Regions from separate parts of the Mus musculus genome. Here all the other regions are linked to region 3. Evidence: chromatin loops called from intact Hi-C (ENCODE). Cell type or tissue: gastrocnemius. All regions are shown on one strand.

The links. A loop is a pair of places that touch in the nucleus more often than their neighbours do. Peaks named below come from ENCODE experiments on the same cell type or tissue, not always from the same donor. Only the 100,000 strongest peaks of a DNase experiment are listed, where the experiment ranks them.
Region 1: a loop joins it to region 3, with 2.4 times the contacts of the local background. A loop is called at or near these places in 4 of 42 quality-filtered maps.
Region 2: a loop joins it to region 3, with 2.8 times the contacts of the local background. A loop is called at or near these places in 3 of 42 quality-filtered maps.

Annotation. Positions count from the first base shown.
Region 1 is chr4:86,791,059-86,793,558 of GRCm38, reverse strand. Dennd4c (DENN/MADD domain containing 4C) reads right to left here. Exons shown (of 32, transcript NM_184088.1): 9 at 2,088-2,232. Among named protein-coding and RNA genes, the nearest start is that of Gm6521, 43 kb to the right of the region's middle. In gastrocnemius, no CTCF peak of the experiment used is centred here; no DNase peak of the experiment used is centred here.
Region 2 is chr4:86,781,052-86,783,551 of GRCm38, reverse strand. Dennd4c (DENN/MADD domain containing 4C) reads right to left here. Exons shown (of 32, transcript NM_184088.1): 5 at 1,841-2,010. Among named protein-coding and RNA genes, the nearest start is that of Gm6521, 33 kb to the right of the region's middle. In gastrocnemius, no CTCF peak of the experiment used is centred here; no DNase peak of the experiment used is centred here.
Region 3 is chr4:86,844,116-86,846,615 of GRCm38, reverse strand. It overlaps Dennd4c (DENN/MADD domain containing 4C), which reads right to left. Exons shown (of 32, transcript NM_184088.1): 30 at 1,639-1,789. Among named protein-coding and RNA genes, the nearest start is that of Rps6, 12 kb to the left of the region's middle. In gastrocnemius, no CTCF peak of the experiment used is centred here; a DNase peak (open chromatin) is centred at 1,028.

The sequences.
Region 1 (2,500 bases), 53 kb after region 3:
AAGTGCTAAGCACTCTTAGACAATGAGATTACAGTACCAATAAAAACAGACCTATGCCTCCTAGCTTCAAAGTCTAGAATTTTAGTCTTTTTTTCCGTAAAAAGAAGAGTAATTTAGGCCTCAAAGCCTTTGTAACAACTACTTAATTTTGCTTCTGTACATGAAAACAGTAACAAGTAATAAGTCAATAAGTAGCATATGTTCCAATAAAACTATTAGTTGTACACTTCTGGCAGACGTGAACTGGCAGGCCAGACTTGCCTGGTCTGTTGACAACTAGTATGACAGGAAGAGGCATACAATAAACACAAGATATAAAAAGTATATATTTTATTAGAAAGTGAATAATACTATGGAGGAAAAAGACCCATAAACAGAGTCCAGAGCAGGATGCACTAGTGCATGCAATGTGAGCCTCACTATAAAGAGACAACTACCTGAAACATGAACAAAAGTATTCTACACCAAGGAAGCAGGGTGACTAGGCATGGCAGCTTCCACCTCTAATCCCAACACAGGCAGTTAAGGCAGGAGAACTGTGAAAGTTCACACCACCAACCTGATAAATAAGTTCCAGGTCAACTTTAGCTGAATGTGAGCCTGTCTTTAAAAAAAACAAAACAAAACCAGGGATGGGAGAGATGGCCTGGCATTTAAGAGTGAGTATTGCTCTTGAACAAGACCTGAATTTGGTTCCAGGAACCCATATCTAATGGCTCACAACCACTTGTAAATCCAGGACATCCAATGCTCTCTTCTGGCCTCCACAGGCACCTGCACTCATGTATCCAAGCAGACAAACAGGCACACACACACACACACACACACACACACACACACACACACACACATTAAGTAGATAGCAAAATAAACAAAGGCTAAAGAGATCACTTAGTAGTTAGAGAACACTTGCTGCAGAATCATGAAAGCTGAGGTTCAGAACCCAGCACCCACAGAGCAAGCCTGGTAGTTCATGAATGCAGAGGCATGTGCACACACAGAAGTACGTGTGTGTATATGTGTGTGCACACACACACATGTGCATACAGTTACACATAGCAACAAAAACTTCATTATGATCTGATTTCTAAGTGCAGTAAAAGGGCATTATAGTGTTTTAAATACAATTCGACTTCATTTGTGATTTACCCAAGAGCGCATTTTTATATTATCCTATTCACAATAAAGCCATATATATAACGAGAGACAGTGGTTAAGTTAAAGTTAGAAAATAACCATGTAATAAATTTGCATAACAAAATAAAATCAACTAGAATTTCACTAGTGTTTTGGTTTATTTCTTTTTTATATTTTTTTGAGACAAGACACACACACACACACACACACACACACACACACACACACATTTCTGCCTCAGCCTCCTAAGTGCTATGATACTGTGTAGTAACTTTCTACAGATTGAAACATTCCCTTCTTGAAAAAGCAGAGACTTAGGATATTAAACTACAGGAGCCTGGGAAACTTGACTCAGACGCATAAGGCCCTCTGCTAGGTCATAAGAACAGTAAACACTCGCACCATTTCAGTGTCTGGAAAAGACTCTGACCTACTGAGATGCCTACAAGTCCCACAGATCGCTAGGGTTCCAGCATCCACAAGTCATTGAGGCTAGAGGGAGCGCTCCCATGATGCAGCTACATCCGGGTTGCCGCTGCTCCTCTGTGTAATTGCTCATCTATACTCATCTGTGAGTAATCTCAATAAAGCAACAGCTTCCAATTTGGACTTTGGGGGATTCATTACTTTAGTGTCTCCAGGGTCCTCTATTAGGATGACAAGACCCCTGTTTGTGTCACCTGAGGAAACATTAAGACTACAGGTAGAGACTGCCAGGCTCCACTTACAAGTTTTACTGTTATGTAATGAGTATTTACTCTCAGGAGAACACTAAAACATGAAAAATTAGAAACTGACATTTTTTTCCCCTCAAACATTTGTTTTCTTCATACACTCAAATTACATTCATATCAAACTGACTGGGCTGGAATTTGTAAAGTTGCCTTCTTTAAAGAAAAGTACAAAATCCTTTAGTAGTAATTCTGTTCTAAAAGAAAAGCTGTACTTACAGCAACGACAGCTTCGGCTACCCCAGTTAGTACCGCTGGCCTCAGAGAGTGCAGCAGAATCTTACTCTCGAGCAAAACCAGCAGCAGCAATGTCGCGCAGTTCTCAGGACCCAGATTCATCAGCAAGGAGCTAAAGTTGGCGCCACTGGAGAGCAGAGAAACAAAGGATTGGGAACTACTTTACTAAAACATAAGCAGGTTAGGAATCTAATGTTAATTTCAGTTCATAACTTAGCAAAATGCAACTAATTTAATGAGGTAGTATATGGTGTGGTTCAAAAGAATGATTTTCTGAAGCTCAAATTTGAGCTGAGTTCAAAGGAACAGAGGTAGGAGTGTAATGGGGCTGGGAGACAGCATTATGTAAGAACTCCGAAGCAGGAGACACTAATGGCATAATCCAAGAAATCCAA
Region 2 (2,500 bases), 63 kb after region 3:
CTTCCTGGCCCTGGCATTCCCCTGTACTGGGACATATGATCTTCGCAAGACCAAGGGCTTCTCCTCCCATTGATGGCCGACAAGGTCATCCTCTGCTACATACGCAGCTAGAGACACAGCTCTGGCGGTACTGGTTAGTTCATATTGTCTGGTGATGGTAATACAACTCAAGGCTGCACACAGCAAGCTCTAGATCACTGAGTTACAGCTGATTTTCACATGGTCTAATCCCTACCTGGTTGTCAGTTACATCTAAATTCTTTATTCTCCCTTTTTCTCTAGTTATCTGAAGTTATAGGTCCCTATAAGGCCTGAACTATCTGTTGTTCCTCAGCCGCCCAGTAAAGCACCACAGCAGGCTAACAGCCGTGCTCTATGTTAGGTAACTATTCTCACCTCCACCCACTACGACGATTCTCATCACCTAGCAAACATACTTTCAGTGCTTCACCTCCTTCTCCTCTCTAAAACAAAACTAAAACTCACAGTCCTAGCTTCAAAATCCTTACTTCTCTGCTATGAGAGTAACCACATCTTTATTCTGCTAACTTCTTTCTTTCCCACAGTAGATCCAATTCTGCTCATCATTTAAATATTGCCATTTTTCAGCTAATTCTAATGGTTTGAACTACAACCATCTCACTAACAGAAAACCAATCTTTACTTTTGTCTGACCTTGTCCCAGAAATCAATTCCTATGTCCAGATGACTAGGTAACATCTCTATCTAGACAGACAACATAAGCCACTATTTTTAAAAGTGAACAGACACTGGGAGGATGGCTGAGTGAATGAAGCGCTTGCCACACAAGCACGAGAAACTGAGCTCAGATTCCCAGTACCCAAGAAAGTGCTCGGCACTACAAATGTAGTCTTTGCTAGTCTACTCTTTTGGAATTCATTTATTGAACCTTTTAACTCTATGTGTTTTATTTTTGTTATCTGCTTTTTTGTTTGTTTAAGACAGGGTCCCACTGTCCCCTGCTAGAAGAGAATTTCTATGTAGACCTGACTGGCCTCAAACTCAGAGATCCACCTGTTTCCCAAGTGCTGGAATTAAAGGTATGTACCACCATGCCAGTCATATCTGTTATATATTTTTGAATTTTATGTTCTACCCTTTTCAGTGCTACATTTTAGAAAGTCTACCTTCCTTTTTTAATTCTCCCTTTGGGTATTGATATGTTAAGAATACTGACTGCTCTTTTGAAGGTCCTGAGTTCAAATCCCAGCAACCACATGATGGCTCACAACCATCAGTACAGCTACAGTGTACTCATATACATAAGCTACACTGTGAGACACTATCTCAAGAAAACAAAATCAAAGTCAGTGAATTTTAATTGAATTTATTTTTTAATGTTAAAGAGCATATTCCTAATTTCTAGTCTTCTGTTTTCTTCTATTAATTTTGTTTGTTTGTTTGTTTGTTTGTTTGTTTTGAGACAGGATCTCTCTATATACCTCTGGTTATCCTGGAACTCACTATGTAGATCAGACTGGCCTTGAACTCACAGATCTCTCTGAACCTGCCACCCAATCACAGTTTTCATGTCACTTTCAAAAACTGTATAAACTTTATTATTTTAAAAAAGCTTGCAAATAAATTTTAAAAGTCATATACTAAAATCAACCTGACCCAAAGTCTGCTAATTCTATCTGTGTAGAAGTTCACTGTGTTGTACATACTTTAGGACTGGTTATTTTTTACTTTTACAATGGGAATTATAGTAATATCTTTTATCCAAATAATCCTAACATTCAAATAAAGCAAATACGAACCACTTTACAACATTAAAATATGGACAAAACAGGTTTAATCAATAAGACACAAAATATACCTTTTCAGCTGAAGACCCTGTCAGGACAAATGTTGAGAAAACAGGAAGTGGGTATTTGATTTGAGGATCCCAGCATTCAATAGTGGCTCCCATAGGAAGGCAGAAGAGAGGCACAGATGGTGAGAGCGGAAAAGACTCATAGTCTTCTTCCGGATATCGAAAAATCAAACCTTTCAAAGAAAGGATAACATTTTTTTTTAAATCACTTTTATATAAATTATTCATGATACATATTTAATAACACACTGTAATATCAAAATTTCTTAGAAATATTTGTATGCAATTTTTAAATTAATTTTTCTATAATAGAAATTAAGATAAGCCAATCTATCCTTTATATGTCATCCTTGAACTTATAACGACAACATAAAATGTAAAATATTCCAGGATAGCCAGGGTTCCATTAGATGGAGAAACCCTATCTCAAAAAACCAAAAAAAAAAAAAAAAAGAAAAAAAAAAAAAAAGATACTAATAAAGAATTCAGCCAATCTGATAAACAATCAACATATTTTTTTTAACTGAAACGTGTTAATACCTTGTAAAAAATGATAAGAAATATAAAGGCAAATTTACTAATTACTTCAGTTAATCTTCAGGAAAATTCAAAGAAGAGATAAATGTTATTTCTTAAATGTAAGACAGTGCTGAAAGCTACACG
Region 3 (2,500 bases):
CATACATACTTTTGTGTATCAAAATTTGGAAATTAACAGATCTCCAGTGAAATTGTACATTTGTGATGAGATATGAATGTATATATTTGAATAGCACTTATTTCTTTTATAATCAGAGGTATTACATATAACATACATGCTCATGTGGCCTGGACGGGCAAAGCAAGCCCCAGAGAACCCCCTCCCGGTGCCTGCTGGGATAATCTCTTGTGCACTGTATATGAAGCATCACCTATCTCAGTGTTTTGTAAACATCTCCAACACCTTCTGATTGATTTAATAAAGAGTTGATGGCGTCCAGCAAGGCAGGAAAGGATATTCTAGGTAGGAGAAAGGAACTCTGGGAAAGAATAAGGTGAGAGATTCACCAGCTAAACTCAGAGGAAGAAGCAAGTCTTGGTACTCAAGAGATAACCAGCTATGTAATAGAACATAGATTAGTATAAATGGGTTCAATGTAAGTATAAGAGCTAGTTGGGAAAAAGCCCAAGGTAAAGTCAAGCTTTTTTCTTTTTCTTTTTGTAAAGATTTACTTATTTATTATATATAAGTACACTGTAGCTGTCTTCAGACACACCAGAAGAGGGCATCAGATCCCATTACAGATGGTTGTGAGCCACCATGTGGTTGCTGGGAATTGAACTCAGGACCTCTGGAAGAGCAGTTGGTGCTTTTAACCGCTGAGCCATCTCTCCAGCCCCAAGCTTTCATAATTAACAAAAAGTCTCTGTGTTATTACCTGGGCAGCTATCAGGCAGAGACATTCAGGTGACAGGCAATAGGCTGACCCTGGTTATGGAGGTTGCAGATGAGTGGGACCCAATTGTGTGAACAAGGGACAGCTGGCCCTGATACTTGTATGCCATGAGGTGGAGATGAGACGCCACCCCACCTTGTCCTTTGCCACCTACAGCAGGCAGAAGAGATGGCCCTATCGATATGGGCATGGATGAGCCAGCCCCAAGAGCATGAGAGCCAGTTCTCTGGCTCTGCCCCTTGTTGGCTGCTGCCTTGGGTGAGCTAGCCAAGGACAGTGCTGGGAAGCTTGCCCTATGGTGTGGGTGCTAGAGAGCCAGCCAGCCGATCATCTCAGCTACCTCCCAGGTCCAAATCTTGGACATTGAGTTGGCCTCAATGAACTGCAGGAACACATGAAGGGGCCAGTCCTGAAGATCCAAAGCTGCAGGACCTCTATGATACAGGGCAACAACAAGATAGCTGAATGGAGTTCTGATGAGGATTTAGCGTTGATAGAGGAGTAGGAGCCAGAGGCCTGGAACCAGACCAATTCCTCATTGTAATGATCATTTGCAAGTAAAGAAATGTGGACAAAAGGGTATACTGTGTGACATATACTGTAGGATACACTGTCACACAGTACAGCTTCTACAGTGAGATATTTTTTCCCTTCTGCCAGGGAGATTACAAGGATGGAAGGCAAGTTAGAAGGGACAGGGAGATGAGTGGGATTGGGTGTATGATGTAAAATTTACACACACACACACACACACACACACACACACACACACACACACACACACACACACACACACACACAAAATCAATCAAATGTTAAAAAAAATCATAAAATGCTAACTAACTCAAGTGGAATCAAGTGAAAGATAGAGAAATCGTTACCTCTGCCGTTTCGTGCCTGGCTTCATTTGCTGGGAAAGCAGGTTGATGGGCTTGAGAACGTCATTCTGCTGGATGCTCTGCCTGATCGTCTCCACTAAAGCGCTGGCTGCCTGCTGCTGCTCTGACAGAAGTGACGGCTTCTTCTCAGAATCTAAAGGACGATACTTGCAGAGTGAGTTTTCCAAACAGTAACAAGTTTCCAGAGCTGTGTCACCTCCCCTTGTCTACTCAATATCACCTCCCACTTGCCAGGAAATCATGTGACAGTGTGCTTACTAAAACATATTCTCTGTTCTTTTTAAATACGATAACCTTCTTCCCTTTTCTCCAATTTACAGTTTCTTCCCAGAGGCTAGGGTGTGATACTAAATTCCAGAAACTGTAATAAGACCAGGGAACAACTTTTACTTATCATAAAAGTGAATATACCAGAAGGAACCAGAACCCTGATGAAAAAGGAATTGCTTAGAAACTATTCAGTTCATAGTTAAAAGTTTTATTAGAAAATATAAAAATCATAGGTTGGGTGGTGGCTTTAATCTCAGCACTTGGGAGGCAGAGGCAGGTGGATCTCTATGTTGAGGCTAGCCTGATTTACAGAGTCAGTTCCAGGACAACTAGGGAAAGACAGAGAAATCCCGTCTCAACCTCCCTGCCTCCCAAAAAGAAAAATGGTTATGTGCTTACAAAGAATATAAGTTCTAAAACATAACCATGAGAAAGAACTCTTTACTACCTGTTTATGCCACTGTACTTTTCATATTAATTATTAGAGCGCTTAACCTTATGTTTACAGACTTCATAGGTTATAACAGTGTGATGGAGTGCAGTTGAGTCATATGCAAACACTAAGCATGCATAC